Regions from separate parts of the Homo sapiens genome. Here region 2 is linked to region 1. A link is an interaction called in ENCODE POLR2A ChIA-PET data of the cell type or tissue named here. Cell type or tissue: MCF 10A. All regions are shown on one strand. Links, peaks and the distances in the headings refer to the core of each region. The heading gives the core; the rest is flanking DNA. Region 1 holds the start of MIR6131 (microRNA 6131). Region 2 has its middle 17 kb from the start of LINC02213.

What was found. Peaks named below come from ENCODE experiments on the same cell type or tissue, not always from the same donor. Only the 100,000 strongest peaks of a DNase experiment are listed, where the experiment ranks them.
Region 2: POLR2A ChIA-PET joins it to region 1 with 6 read pairs; 7 of 35 experiments call an interaction of 5 or more read pairs at or near these places.

What each region holds. Positions count from the first base shown.
Region 1 is chr5:10,476,718-10,483,974 of GRCh38, forward strand. It overlaps MIR6131 (microRNA 6131), which reads left to right and starts at 1,320; the gene lies at 1,320-1,428. It also overlaps a transcript of ROPN1L not described here. In MCF 10A, for the core only: no CTCF peak of the experiment used is centred there; a DNase peak (open chromatin) is centred at 2,654.
Region 2 is chr5:10,535,090-10,542,346 of GRCh38, forward strand. No RefSeq gene overlaps it. Among named protein-coding and RNA genes, the nearest start is that of LINC02213, 17 kb to the left of the region's middle. In MCF 10A, for the core only: no CTCF peak of the experiment used is centred there; no DNase peak of the experiment used is centred there.

The sequences.
Region 1 (7,257 bases), core at 772-5,771:
AAGACATGAAAATAATCGAACCCATCAATTGTATTTTTATATGCTGGCACTAAGACCTTAAAAATAATAATGTATCTAATTCTCACAAAAATATGTTAAAATGAGGACTATCATGTCCATTTTAAAGAGACGAAATGGAGGCAGATAATTTGTGTAAAGTCAAACAGCTAGTAAGTCTTGGATCTGGGAGTTGAAGTTAGATCATTTGGCTCGAGTCTATCAGAGACCTGCAACCCTTTTCTGTAGTGCATCATATAGTAAATCTTTTGGGCTTTGCAGACATGCAGTCTCTGCTGCAACTGCTCAGCTCTGCTGTGTAGCATGAGAGCAGCCATAGACAATATGAAAATGAGTGAGTGTGGCCGTGTTCCAATAAAACTTTATTAATGAACACTAAAATTAAGTTCATAGAATTCCACATCACAAAATATTTTTCTTTTTGAACTTTTTCAACTACTTACAAGTGTAAAAACCATTTTTACCTTGTGGGCCATTGTTTGCTGACCCCGGGTCTATGCAGTTAACCTTGACCTTTTTCAACATGTTAAAGAGGTTAACCCACATTTACCGAGGGCCACTGACCTGGGCACTGTGTGGGGCGCTCCATGTCCTGGTCCACGGACTTGCTAGTCCACAGACTTGCTACCTTCATCTATAGGTAGCTCCTGCTACCGTTATTCACACTGTATAGATGAAGAAAGCAAAGCGGTCCTACTACAGGTGGAACAAGGACACGCAGCCAGCCAGGAACTGAGCTGACATCTGTTGATGGACAGGAAGGAAGGATTTGGGTCAGCCATCAAGACTCTCTCAGGACCTGAGGAAAAGGGCGGGAAACTTAGGAGCAAGATGACAGGAGGGCAGATGCTCCGTGAGGATGGCAGGAAGAGGACATGTATGCTTAATATTCTGGAAAATCCTCTGGGATAAGGCCAGGCACAGTGGCTCATGTCTGTAATTCCAGCACTTTGGGAGGCCAAGGCAATCGGATCATTTGAGGTCAGGAGTTCAAGACCAGCCTGGGCAACATGGTGAAATCTCATCTCTACTAAAAATACAAAAATTAGCTGGGTATGGTGGCGTTCACCTATAATCCCAGCTACTTGGGAGGCTGAGACAGGAGAATCACTTGAGCCCGGGAGGCAGAGGTTGCAGTGAGCAAAGATCACACTACTGCACTCCAGCCTTGGTGACAGAGTGAGATTCTGTCTAAAAAAAGAAAAAAAACTATTCAAAATCCTCCAGGATAAAACTCTCTGTTGAAGGAAGCTTTAATCAGCAGCGAGCACATCAGGCACACTCGTTGCTGCCCCTTCTCATCCCGCATTCCCTCTGCTTTGGTCAGGTGGTGCCCTCCTTCCATGGGTAGAGCCAGAGATGGTGGGTTCTGGCTGGTCAGATGGGAGTGGACAGAGACCCGGGGTCCTCCCGGCTTCATGACTGCACGTGGTGGGCCCTGCACTGTGTGTCTACTGGGATGGATCAAGGTGCAACCAGAGAAACCTTGAGCCCTCTCCAGATACTTGAGTGGTAGCTGAGTTCCTGCAGCCTCTGTGAGCTCCCTTCTGAGCCTCTGGCTCCCAGTTTCCCAGTACCCTTTCTGTATTAGCTTCCTGGGGCTGCCCCGACAAAGTATCACAAACTCAGGGGCTTCCGCAACAGAGATTTATTCTCTCACAGTCCTGGAGGCTAGAAATTTTTGGACTTCTAGCTTCCCGGACTTGATTGGCAGGGCCACACTTCCTTCTAAGGCTCTGGCTGGGGGTGGGGGTCCTTCCTGCTTCTGCCAGCTTCTGGTGATGCTGACAATCCCTGGCATTCCTTGGCGTGTGGGTGCATTACTCCAATCTCTGCCTCCCTCTTCACATGGTCTTCTCTGTGCGTACGACTGTGCATCCTCTCCTCTCGTAAAGGGCAGCAGTCGTTGGATTTAGAGCTCACCCTACTGTGGTATGATCTCATCTTAATGACATCTGCAACAGCCCTGTTTCCAAATAGGGCCACATTCTGAGGTTCTGGGTGGACATGAATTTTGGGGTGGGAAACACTCTTCAAGCCAGTAAATCTTCCTCCCCAAATCTTGCTAGGTTTCCAATGCCTAAAAGAAGTGCTAATTGGAGAAAATAAGAATAGTTTTCTACTTATCTCAGGAGCGGGAAAAGATGGCAAAATGGCATGGCCAATTTTGGAAAGAATATATAGGGTGTTGTAAAGATATGTGATGATGATGAGGATGATGTTTTCACCAATATTTGCAGCCTCTTGTCCACACAGAAGGATTAGGAAGATTAATGCCTTCGAAATCAGCTATATTTTAGCACTCTGTTTTTAGTGTTTTCATGATTATCCTGGTGTCCTTGTTTTTGAGGTGGCTGCTATAATTATGGTAACGTGTGTGAGTAGGTTAGAAAGATGTTACAAGTGATTAAGCTATAAATTAGTCACTTTGGAGTGTGTAATAGTTCTTTCAAGTCCCCAGCATATAAGGGAAAGTGACACTGGTCTACAATGACTGTCTCCATGCTTCCATGCAGAAATTGAGACCTGGAGAATGTAAAGACTTGCCCAAGTTCTGTGAGTGAGTCAGTGCTAGAAAAATCTTGAGCCCAGCCCCCCAGATGTGATGACTATTCTCTTTCAAATATTTCTACAGGATTAGAATGGGCGCTCAGGCTTGGCTCAGACACCCCACATCTTTAGGTGAGTGGCTTTTAAATTGCCATTTGGTCACGCCTACTTGGCAGAGTTGCAAACACGGGCTGCAGAGTTCACACCCGCACCCTCCTCTCTGGAAGTGGAGTGAGAACAGGGTGGGCAGAGGTGGGGCTGCCACACCTGCTTCCCTGGAAACCCGAGGGAGAGCACAGGACGCCAGGCTGGGACTCGGCTGGCAGCTGCTTCGGGCGTCTCACCTTGTGACTATTTCCTGGGCACTGTGGGAGAGGAGGCCTCTTGCCTGAGCTCCTGTCCCTACTGTCTCCTCTCACTAAATGCACGGCACGGCTTTGCGGTAATAGGCTGGGACATGTCAACTCTTTTTTTTTTCTGAGACGGAGTTTCTCTTGTTGTCCAGGCTGGAGTGCAATGGCACGATCTCGGCTCACGCAACCTCTGCCTCCTGAATTCAAGCAATTTTCCTGCCTCAGCCTCCCAAGTAGCTGAGATTACAGGCATGCGCCACCACGCCTGGCTAATTTTGTCTTTTTAGCAGAGACGGGGTTTCTCCATGTTGGTCAGGATGGTCTTGAACCCCCAACCTCAGGTGATCCGCCTGCCTCGACCTCCCAAAGTGCTGGGATTACAGGCATGAGCCACTGTGCCCAGCCAACATGTCAACTCTTTAGGAGAGTTTGAAGACAAAAAATAACCCATGTCTGAGCATGGGAGGTGCTAAAAATAGGAACTTCTTAGCTTCCACAAGGGCAGATAAATGAATAAATAGGCCATAAACCAATGTAGTTATTTCAGCTGGGGGATTTTATTTTCTTTTGATTGTCCCCTGGAGCTACGAAATACACAAATATAGACTGATAGATTTTTTTCATTAATTCGAAAAGCATTTAATGGCTGTCATCTATGTGCCAGGCAATTGATGCGCAGCCAGACTTCCAGGAGGCTGGAGGGGGATCCAGATGAACCTCCCGGAGTAGGATTGTCAGGAGGGGACTGGAGACCAGGGCCATCCTGAAAACCCCATCTCTGTTCCAGGAAATTCCTAGGATCCCCTGGGAGGCACAGCCTGGAGAATCCTATTTTGGTTGCTGAACAGATGCACACATTGGAATTGAGACTGCGTGTGCTTGGGGTGGGTCGGTGAGGCGGGGGCAGTGGGGTCCAGGTGGGAGCCGTATGGAAGCCCTCCCCTCCCCATCCTCCAGGCATGCCAGCGAGTGTGGCCTTATGTTGAGTGTGTCCTCCAGTGTGAGTGGCTCCTCCGAGTGTGGTCCAAGGACCCGCAGCATCAGCATCCCCTGGGAGAGCCTTGGAAATGCAGAATCTTGGGATCCAGCTCAGACCCAGTCAGAATCAGATTTCCAGGCAGCTCGTGTGCTCATTGATGTCTGAGAGGATCTGCTTGAGAACTCCACAGCTGGGGCTGACAAATCCCCCTCTGACCTCAAATTTACCTCCTCCTTCTAAAAAAGCCAGACAACCTAGCTCCCTGCCCACCCACAGCTCTTTCCAGTGGATCCAACTTCCTCTCACACCCAGTTTGAGCAGGGGGAGACAGGAAGGGCCTCTTCTCTGCTTCCAGATCGTCTGTTTCTTCCGTCAAACACCACAGTTCCTATGAAACCCACCGCAGTAGCAGACCTGGGTCTTGTCAAGAGCTATGAAGGGTCTGAGATTTTACCTACTCCTAGGCTAAAAGTTAGCCTGCCAGTTTGACAAATGCTGCCTAATGACACGAGACTCCCGGGGCAGAGACAAAGGACTTTGCTACTCACAGCACAGCAAGCAGCATAAGTTTTGCTTTAAAATGTGGTGTATTAATGCAATATTTGAGTTATAGTAAGGCCAACAGATCAGGAAATGATTGTCATTGAAAGGACAGTTTGTTACTCCCAGTTCCCAGGAGGAGGGGCCACGCTGAGCTATGCAGGGCCACGAGCGTTGTTAGCAGGCTCAGGAGACAGCGGACATGTGGGCAAAAGCCTTGTTTGTGTCCCTAGTTGTCCGGTACTTGCTCCCAGGGTGATTAGGCAGGTGGATAGTGGCCTGGAGTGTGAAAACCCAATAGAGGAGGTGTCTGGGGCATGGGCTTGCAACTGGTTGGTTTGCATTTGAAAAGCATGTTTGCAGGAGCCTGGTTTACTATCTCTGGGGATTGGTTAGTACTGGGTGGGGCAGTCCCTCCAGGGTCAGCAAGGTCCCAGATATCAAAGCATCAGAATGCAGAGAATGGAAGACATGGTTAATACAAGCTTAATGTTTGCACTGGTTCCCTATGTCCCCAAAACCCCATGGGGGTGACGTGGGGGGCCCAGGTGGATGCTGCCGCGCAGTGAATTTGCATCAGCGAGGGAAAACCCTGAGCTCAGGGGATGCAGATGCTTTATAATGGGCAGTAAGCAAACACACCTAACCTTTGTCCCAGCGGGAGATGTTATCTTTATAATATTAGGTAATAACCAAACCTGCTCTCTGCTCTGTAGGGAGACACCACCTCTTTGCTTCTCCAAGGCTGTTTGCTGCATCTGAAAAGACAATCTGGAACAAGAGGAGAGTCAGGCCAGCCACAGTGGTTCATGCCTATAATCCCAGCACTTTGGGAGGCCGAGGCAGGTGAATCACTTGAGGTCAGGAGTTCGAGACCAGCCTGGCCAACATGGGGAAACCCTGTCTCTACTAAAAATACAAAAATCAGCCGGGTGTGATGGTTGCACCTGTAATCCCAGCTACTCGGGAGGCTGAGGCAGGAGAATCGCTTAAACCCAGGAGGTGGAGATTGCAGTGAGCCAAGATCATGCCACTGCACTCCAGCCTGGTGACAGACGAGACTCCGTCAAAAAAAAAAAAAAAAGGTTAAAATGCTACACTTTCTTATCATAGTTTACCGCAATTAAAAATCAAAACAAAACAAAACGAAAACCGTAAAAGATAAACCTTTTCGAATGCTACTATTTCCTGTATCATAAACAGTTCCTCTTAGGAAGGCCTTTCTGGTATATTAAAGACCTGCTCCAGAAAACACAAAGCGGATCAGAAAAACAAAAAGTGGATGTCACTCATGGACATTTTGATAACATCAATGTCATGTACATTTCTTTCCCATAAATTCTGGGGAATTTTTAAGTGGCATGTGGGGCTCTGAAAGGTTAGGAGAGATCAGGTTTTAGGGGAGTGGGGAACTCTGATGTAATGGTCTAATGGCCCAACAAACTTGGGTGCCAGGGCTCTGGCATGAGGGCAGAGAAAGGGCTCTTGGAACTGGGGTCCTGGTGGGAAGGGGAGGGATGGACACGGTAGTGGGTAGAATAATTTCCCCTCAAATTTCAGGTCAACTCGGAATCTGTCAATGTGACCTTACTCGAAAGTTCTGTCTTTGCAGTTGCAATCAGTGAAGAATCATGAGATAAAATAATCTTGGATTTAAGGTGGGCCCTGAATCCAATGACTCTTGTCCTTATATGAAGAGAAGGATGACAACACGGAGTCACTCTGAAAGCTCAGCGTGGTAGAACTTAGCAGCATGATCCAGCTGTGAGGAAGCAGCTTCCAGGTGTGCTGCCAGCTGCTGACCTAGGGGGTTCACCAAGAGGGCCCCTCCCTGCCCAGTGCCCTGACTCTGGGGTCCAGGGCTGCACACTTGGATGACAGAAGGACATGCCCAAGCTTACCTGGCTGCTCAGAGAATATAACCAGACAGTCAGCACTGACTACTCACATGCTCATGTTTATTAAGAGACTCTGACTGGTGGGAATGGAGTCATCAGAGCCAAAAGCACGTGTGCAAAAGAAAATGAGCGTTTTCACCTTTTAAGCGAAGATTGTTTGGGGGTTGAGAGAATGCTGGAGCCTGCGCTAACTCCCTGGGCCAGCACAACTGCGACGTGTCCTCTGCAGGGGTCTCCAGCCTGGTGCTCCCAGCGAGATAAACCAGGGATTACGTCTAGAGGGTCAGAGCATCTGCACCTGTCTAGACAGAGGCTCTAAACTGGGGCAGTGGGGTGAGGTTGGAAAGCAGCAGATGGGATAGATACACGGAGTTGGAGGGAGTCTTCTATTTAGGGGTATCTCAGCAGACATTCTCAGCTGCCAAACAGCCAGCCCCAGGCATTTCCCTGTTGCAGAGGTGGGTGCCCGTGCTATCCAATGATTCCCTCGGCTGACAGACAGGGATGGGGTGAAGAAATAGCAGGAGAAGATGAGAAGGAAAGGGTGAGTGAAACAGAGGAGGTGGGGGAGGAAAGAAAATGTAAATGACACACAAAATGCTCTGAGATGCTTACTGGATGCCAGACACTGTCCTGAATGTTTCGCGGGCACTGAGTCCTCCTGACAAGCCCATGAGGGAGAGCTTTTATTTCCTCCATTTTCCAGAGGTGGAGGCTGAGGCAGGGAGGTGGGTTATGGCCTTTCTGCGAGCATTCGCAAACATTCACCGAAACACAGTATGTTCACCAACATAGAGTTCAAAAGCCACACTGAGAATCTGCGTGGTCCATCAATAACGTGTTGGGCATGTTCTATGATCTGAAATCCACTAGGACCCTGGGCTACCAGGCCCAATGTCTCTCTGGAGTGTCTACAGCC
Region 2 (7,257 bases), core at 1,583-6,582, 59 kb after region 1:
GTTCCCTGTGACGAGGCCTTCGTGTTCTCAGAGAGGAATTCCGGGATGTTTGTTTGGGGACATAACATCTGCTGTGTAGCTGTGAAAAGGAAGGATGCAAAGCCCTCAGGGCAGGAGGCACCCAAGGCAGAACGGTGACAGCAGAGTCACAGGGTGGCCCGCAGCTCCCGCCATTCGTATTACTATATGTCCCCATGTAATTAGGTACAGGGAACCCGGGCAGGGGGACCCTGGTGTGGTGGGAGCGTCAGCTTAGGGATGGCCCTGCCCCTTGTCCTCTGGAGACTTGAGGCTGCTCCTGGCCTCTCAGGACACAGACCTGGGTGGGAGGGCAGGAGGTGACAAAATCAGGGATGCCCCAGCCTGGACATGGCACAGGGAGATGTTTACGGGGCAACCTTGTCCCTTGACGTCCCTTCTCAGGAAACAAAGGGTGTCAGGCTGTCTAGTGGCAAACCCAGCCCTAATCCAGCCCTCGTGGGTGGGGTGGAAGGGTAGTGGGGAGCAGGGCAAGATGTTTGGCTCTCAGAAAAGGTGCCGCCTGTGACAACCCACCCTCCAAATGTCTTTTTTTTTTTTTTTTGAGACAGGGTCTTGCTCTGTCACCCAGGCTGGAGTGCAGTGGTGCAATTATAACTCACTGCAGCCTTGAACTCTCGGGCTCAAGCAATTCTCCCACTTCAGCCTCCCGACTAGCTGGGACTACAGGCATGCGCCACCACACCTGGCTAATTTTTTATTTTTTGTAGACACAAGTTCTCCTCCCTATGTTGCCCAGGCTAGTCTCAAACTCCTGGGCTCAAGTGATCTTTCTACCTTGGCTTTCCAAAGTGCTGGAATTACAGGCACGAGCCACCTCACCCATCCCTAATGTCTTTTTTTTTTTTTTTTTTTAATTGAGATGGAGTCTCGCTCTGTTGCCAGGCTGGAGTGCAGTGGTGCTGTCTTGGCTCACAGCAACCTCGGCCTCCTGGGTTTAAGCCATTTTCCTGCCTAAGCCTCCCAAGTAGCTGGGATTACAGGCTCCTGCCACCAATACCTGGCCTAATTTTTTGTACTTTTAGTATTTTAGTAGAGATGGGATTTCACCATGTTGGCCAGGCTGGTTTCAAACTCCTGACCTCAAGTGATACGTCTGCCTTGGTCTCCGAAAGTGCTCGGATTACAGGCATGAGCCACGGCGCCCAGCCTAATGTCTTCTTTTAAAGTCAGTTTATTGAAATACAATTTTTATTTATATTTCTTTAGGTAGCATAATATAATTGATAGTATCATATAATTCTATGATACAATTTGGAACAGAATTATGTAGTATAATTTACTGGTGTATATATATATTATTATCATTTTATAAAATGAGATAGTATAATCTATGTAGTATAATATAGTGTATAATAGTATGTAATTTACATGATATACTGGTCTATGATTTTTGACTAATACATACAATCATGTGATCATTGTTATATTCAGGATCGAGAACAGACCCATCACCTCCAAAAATCCCTTCCAAATGATGTTCCTTTGCAGGGTCCCCCACCTCTGGCCCAGTCCCTGACAGCCACAGGTCTGTTCTCTGTAACATCCTTCGGCCTGGCTCCTTTGACAGACACAAGACCATGGAAATTGGCCTCTGTCATCGCAGTACTGGGTCCCTGCAGCTGGAGGGTGTGGCCTTTTCAGTGATCCTGTCTCTCCTCTTGTGTTTTGTTTTTTTTCTGTTGTTGTTGTTTTTTTTTTTTTTTTAGGTTTAAATGTTATTTGTTCTCAAACCAGACTTTATTATAATTTTACTTTCCAGACTTTAATGGAAGCAAACCCAGCCATAACATTTGAAAATACACTACTTAGCTTATCTCGTTTTCAACTGGGAGAATTGCCATGTTTGACGATCTGTCATTACCTAGGTGACGATCTTAAATAATTTTGCATTCATTTCAACTTCCTGAAATGTGTTTCATAGAACCTCCCAGGGACTGATATTGTTAAAATAAAAAACAGAACCCACAGAGGAAGTCCATTTCCAAATTTAGAAAAGATTGCACTCAGCAAAATTCACGAAGCATCTCATGGCTTCTCCTCCTCGACCTGACAACTGTTCTTGTCACCGAGTAGGCTCCCCTGCCTTCCAGAAGAGACTGTCAGCCACATGCATGACACCGGCATGTCTTGAGGGGCTGTGGTCTCTCCCCTGCTACTGCTCACTGAAGAGTTCGAGTGTTATGCTCTACTGGAACCCCAAAGCCTGCATGTCCCTTTCTGCTGTGGCTTCTCTCCTTTCCTTTTAAAGCAAATGCTTATGTAATCCCGCAGTCACTCTGTGACAGGTCCTGATAAGCCTTTCTCACGTTAACTCATTAAATCCTGGTGAGGCCCTCAGAGCCAGGCGTTGCTCTGGGCCCCCCTGTGCCAACAGCTCCCCAAGGGGCTCCGACAGAAGGACACTGGTATTCATCATTTGCTGCAGCTCTTAGACAACTCTCCCGGCAGGGAAGTTCTCTGTTCAGGCTAATGAAAGTCCCTCCTTGGCTCTTCCATGCCCCACAAGGCATCCCAGGCCACCATTCCTACCGCCCTCAAAGACTCTGGGGAGAGGAGCCAGTTACAGAGGGAATCCAGGTCCATCCCTTTAAGGAGGGCACATCCCAGACTGTCCCAGGGGAGCCTGTGCAGTGCCAGAGGGCCTGAAGCCAGTGGGCAGAGAGAGGGCTGCTGCAGTCGGTGGGGAGGAAGTCACCCCTTCTCCAGCTCCATGATGCTGCCTCACGGTGAGGATGCCCACATCCTGGGCACCCCCTTTGTCTTTCTCTGCCCACCGCACAAACCCAGAGGTGGGAGGGAAACTCATGGTGAGGTGAGGTGCTGTGACTCAGGAGAGCTGGAGTGTGGACCATGTCCATCCCCAAGTCCTGGCCTTTCCTGTTACTCTCTATCATCCAGTGACCTGAGTGATGCTTCCAGGAGATGGAAGAGTTTCGGGGCAAAAGCCCAGACCCTAGAAGTCCAGATGGTGGCCATAAGAATGTAGGAGCGAACTGGACTTGGTGACCACCTGCAGTCCTGCACAGGAAAGCCCTGGAGGGAGGCTCTTGGGGACCCTCTTGGGGACCCTCTCGGTGCCCTGTTATGTTGTGCATGTAGGAGACAGTGTGAGAGAGACTGGATGTGAGTGTGTCAGAGTGTGTGCCTGCATGAGCGAGGCTGAGTGTGTGCGTGAGTGACTGTGAGGGTGTGTGGGTGTGAGGGTGCGTGAGTCAGGATGGGTGTGTGAACACACAGTGGGCAGGAACCCACACTTCTGAATGGATTGTGAGTGTTTTGGGGGCTCCTGGTGCCTTGATCAGGGGTCAGGATCTCTGGCTGTCCCCACCTCCACCTGGAAGAACCAGTCTTCTTCCTGACACTTTTCTGGGCTTCTGAGCCTGGGCTTGGCATCCTCTCTGCAGCCTCCGAGCCTGGGCTTGGCGTCTTCTCTTCAGCCTCTGAGCCTGGGCTTGGCGTATTCTCTGCAGCCTCTGAGGCTGGGCTTGGCATCCTCTCTGCAGCCTTCGAGCCTATGCTTGGTGTCCTCTCTGCAGCCCCCGAGCCTGGGCTTGGCGTCCCCTTTGCAGCCTTTGATCCTTGGCTTGGTGTGCTCTCTGTAGGCAGCCACCTAGGGGGAGCAGCATGGAGCGAGAGTGGGCAGTGGGCGCCGACTCCATGCCACGCCTGCTATGAAATGCTGATTCTAAGCTGGGAATAAATTCCTTGCTAGAAGAACATGCTGTGCAAGGTGGAAAAGGAACAAATAGAACCTCCCCACGCCTCCCACATGCGTGGGGCTCTGGCAGGGAAAGAGATGACTGATTGCTGTCGCAGAAGCGCAGATGCAGGGAGCAACCCGACCCACACCTCCATGGCATGGCAGGCTAATTCATGTTCTTCCTCATGATTTCTTATGTTGTGCTACCTCCAAGGAGTCACTGTAAACATTCGCTGTAGGATTACTCCGTTCCCCCCTTCGTTCCTGTAACACATCCAAACATGTAAAACAAGTCATTTGAAAGTTAGACTGATAACATCCAGACTGGAGTAGGATACATCCAACAATTAGCTTAGTCTGGTTTTATAGGCGTGTATTCTTGTGAAACAGGTCCGACTGTGTTTACCCTTTCCGCAGGGAAAATCTAGTGGAGACGCGGCTGGAGTTGAGGCATTTGCAGTTGAGGCTGGATCATGGTCCACTGTGCTGGCTGAGTCCCCCAGCCCCACTTCCCCAGGTGATTTGGAAACCTTGCTGGGCATGTTTCAGCAGCAAATCAGGCAAGCCTAGTCCCATGTCTTTGGGTTGACCTGGAGACCTGACTGCTGGGAATGCCCACAGCCCTATCTCAAAGAGCGTGCTCCGCTCCCAGGCCCTACTGGCCCCTTCTTGGCTTCAGCTGAGTTGGTCAAGAGTGGATGGGCTCCCAACCCCAGAGAAACTCATGCGGCTGCCTGAGAAACACACTGACACGCAGAGGGCTGAACAGGAAGGGAAGGACTGGGCTGGTCGTCTTCCTGGTTGTGATAACTGACTGGGTTGGAGCAAAAGTTAAAGCTGCAACATGGTCAGCAGGTGAAACAGGAGTCGTGAGAGATCCAAGGCTGGTCAGATTTGTGTGAGTGGGAAGATTCAGTGAGCTAGAGAAAGCACTAAGCCAGCGCAGTGGAGGACCAGAGAGAAAACTGCTGTCTTTGTCAGCTGGGCTGCTATGGCAAAATACCACAGACTGGGTGGCTTACACAACAGGAATTTATTTCTGGAAGTCCAGGATTGAGGTTCTGGCTGATTCAGTTCCTGATGAGAGATGTCTTCCTGCCTTGTAGGTGACTGCCCTCTTGCCCTGTCCTCATATGATGGAGAAAGAGAGAGCGCTCTGGAGTCTCTTCTTACGAAGGCACTCATTTTGTCATGGCCTCATTTAAAGCTAATCACCTCCCCAAAGCCCCATCTCCTAATACCATCATACTGGGGGTTAGGGCTTCAACACAAGAATTGGCGGGGAGACAAACATTCAGTCCATACCAGCAGATACGGGAGACCTGATCTATGGCACAGGCCTCCTCTAGTTCATTCCACGATGCTTTGCACCGACGGGATACCCAGTTCAGGGTTGCCAAGGCCTGTCCGAACCACATGTCAGGGTCTCGGGCATTAGGAAGTTCTGTCACCTCCTAATTTATTACTCCGATGACAGGAAACTCCACCCTCTAACTTTCGAGTCTTAGGAGAGTCTCTGTCCCTTGATAAGGGGGGCGGGGGGGTGGGGGTAAGGAAGAATCCAGGCCAGGCATGGTGGCTCACACCTATGATCCCAGCACTTTGGGAGGCTGAGGCGGGTGGATCACTTGAGATCAGGAGTTCAAGACTTAGCCTGGCCAACATGGTGAAACCCCATCTCTACCAAAAAAATACAAAAAAAAAAAAAAAAAAAAAATTAGCCGGGCATGGTGGCATGTGCCTATAATCCCAGCTACTCAAGAGGCTGAGGCAGGCAAATCACTTGAACCCAGGAGGCAGAGGTTGCAGTGAGCTGAGATTATGCCACTGCACTCCACCTTGGGCGACAGAGCAACACTCCATCTCAAAAAAAAAAAAAAAAAAAAAAGAAAAGAGAAACTCTCAGTTAAGTAAGTCAGTCTTCTGCCAAGTAAGTTTTTATTTTCTTTTTCTTTTTTTCTTCTTTAAATAATAAAGATGGGGTCTTGCTATGTTGCCCAGGCTAGTCTCAAAGGCCTGGCCTCAAATGATCCTGCCACCTCTGCCTCCCAAAGTGCTAGAATTACAGATGTGAGCCACCACACCTGGCCCCAAGTAGGTTTTTAAAATGCAGATGGTACAGGGTCCAGATGAGAACCCTAGGGCCTGTCCACTGCTCTGGTTGGAGCATTCAACCAGCTACGTCCCTCTCTGCTCCAGTGGCCCTCACCCTCACTCACCTACCAGCAGCCTATGAAAGATTGGTATTAACTATTAGATGAAATCCAGTTCTATTCAAAGTTTTTAGAGCTTTGTAAAGGGCCTACTGTGTGCAGGGTACCATGTGGGGTCCCCTGGAGGATGCGTGAATGATGGAGACACGATGCCAACCTTCCATCAGGAGAAGCACAGAAAGAATTTAGCCAAGAAGCCAGCAGGGTGGAGGGATGCCAGGAGGACCCTGAAGGCCCTGCTAAGGATTAAGGCAATTATATTTTACATTCCTCCAACCGGAGACTCTGGAAGTAGACGAAGTGAGCCCCTGCAGTGCATAGTGACTTTCCTCCAAAGAGCACAGCATAGGAACGGGGAGGGCAAAGAGCAACACTGCCATGGGAAGACCTGACCATCGCCGCCTGTCACATGGTCAAGGTCAAGCGTTAGTCGGGTTGACGAGGTGTGCCCTTGCTGTGATGCAATACACGTGGAGCTTTGCCTCTGTGGTCTTCCCCACTAAAACTCACAGCCTTCATCTCACCGTGAGAAAAAAAAATCAGGCAAATTCTGATAGAGGAGCATCCTACAATATCCCTCATCAGTCCTCCTGAAAACCACCAAGATCATCCAAAACCCCGAGTCAGAAACTGTCACAGCAAGAGGGGTCTAAAGACACATGATGACTAGATGTCACGTGAGACCCTGGATGGGATCCTGGAACAGAAAATGGATATTAGGTAAAAACGAAGGAAATCCGAATAATCTAGGGACTTTAGTTCCTAATAATACGTCGGTATTGGTTCGCTAATTATAACAAAATTACTATACTAATGTTAGGTATTAATAATAGGGGCATGGCATATGGGAACTCTGAACTATATGCTCAATATATCTGTAAATCTAAAACTATTTTTTTTGAAGAGCATCTTTTTTTTTTTTTTTTTTTTAACCCTGCAGCAATGAGCTTTGGGATGGACAGCCTGTGAACCAGACTCTCCCTCTCTCCAGGAAATTTGGTGAGCTATTCAGCATCTTTTTAATCTCTTTCTTGCTTAAACTAGCTGCAGTGAGAGCTCTGTTGTCTGCAACCAAGAATCTAGACTAATACCTGCATTTAGTTATTTACATACAGTGTTTAAAAAAGAGAGAGCTGCAGGAGATTTGGTGTCATTTTCCATTTTGAGCTGCGATCATTTTTAAAATGCAGGATAATGTCTGCAAAGTACCTGGGGATAGAGTCAGGACTAATGAGATAATATCTGCAAAATGCTTTGAGTTCCCTGGAGCTGCTGAGAGGCAAGGAACATGCATTATCATCA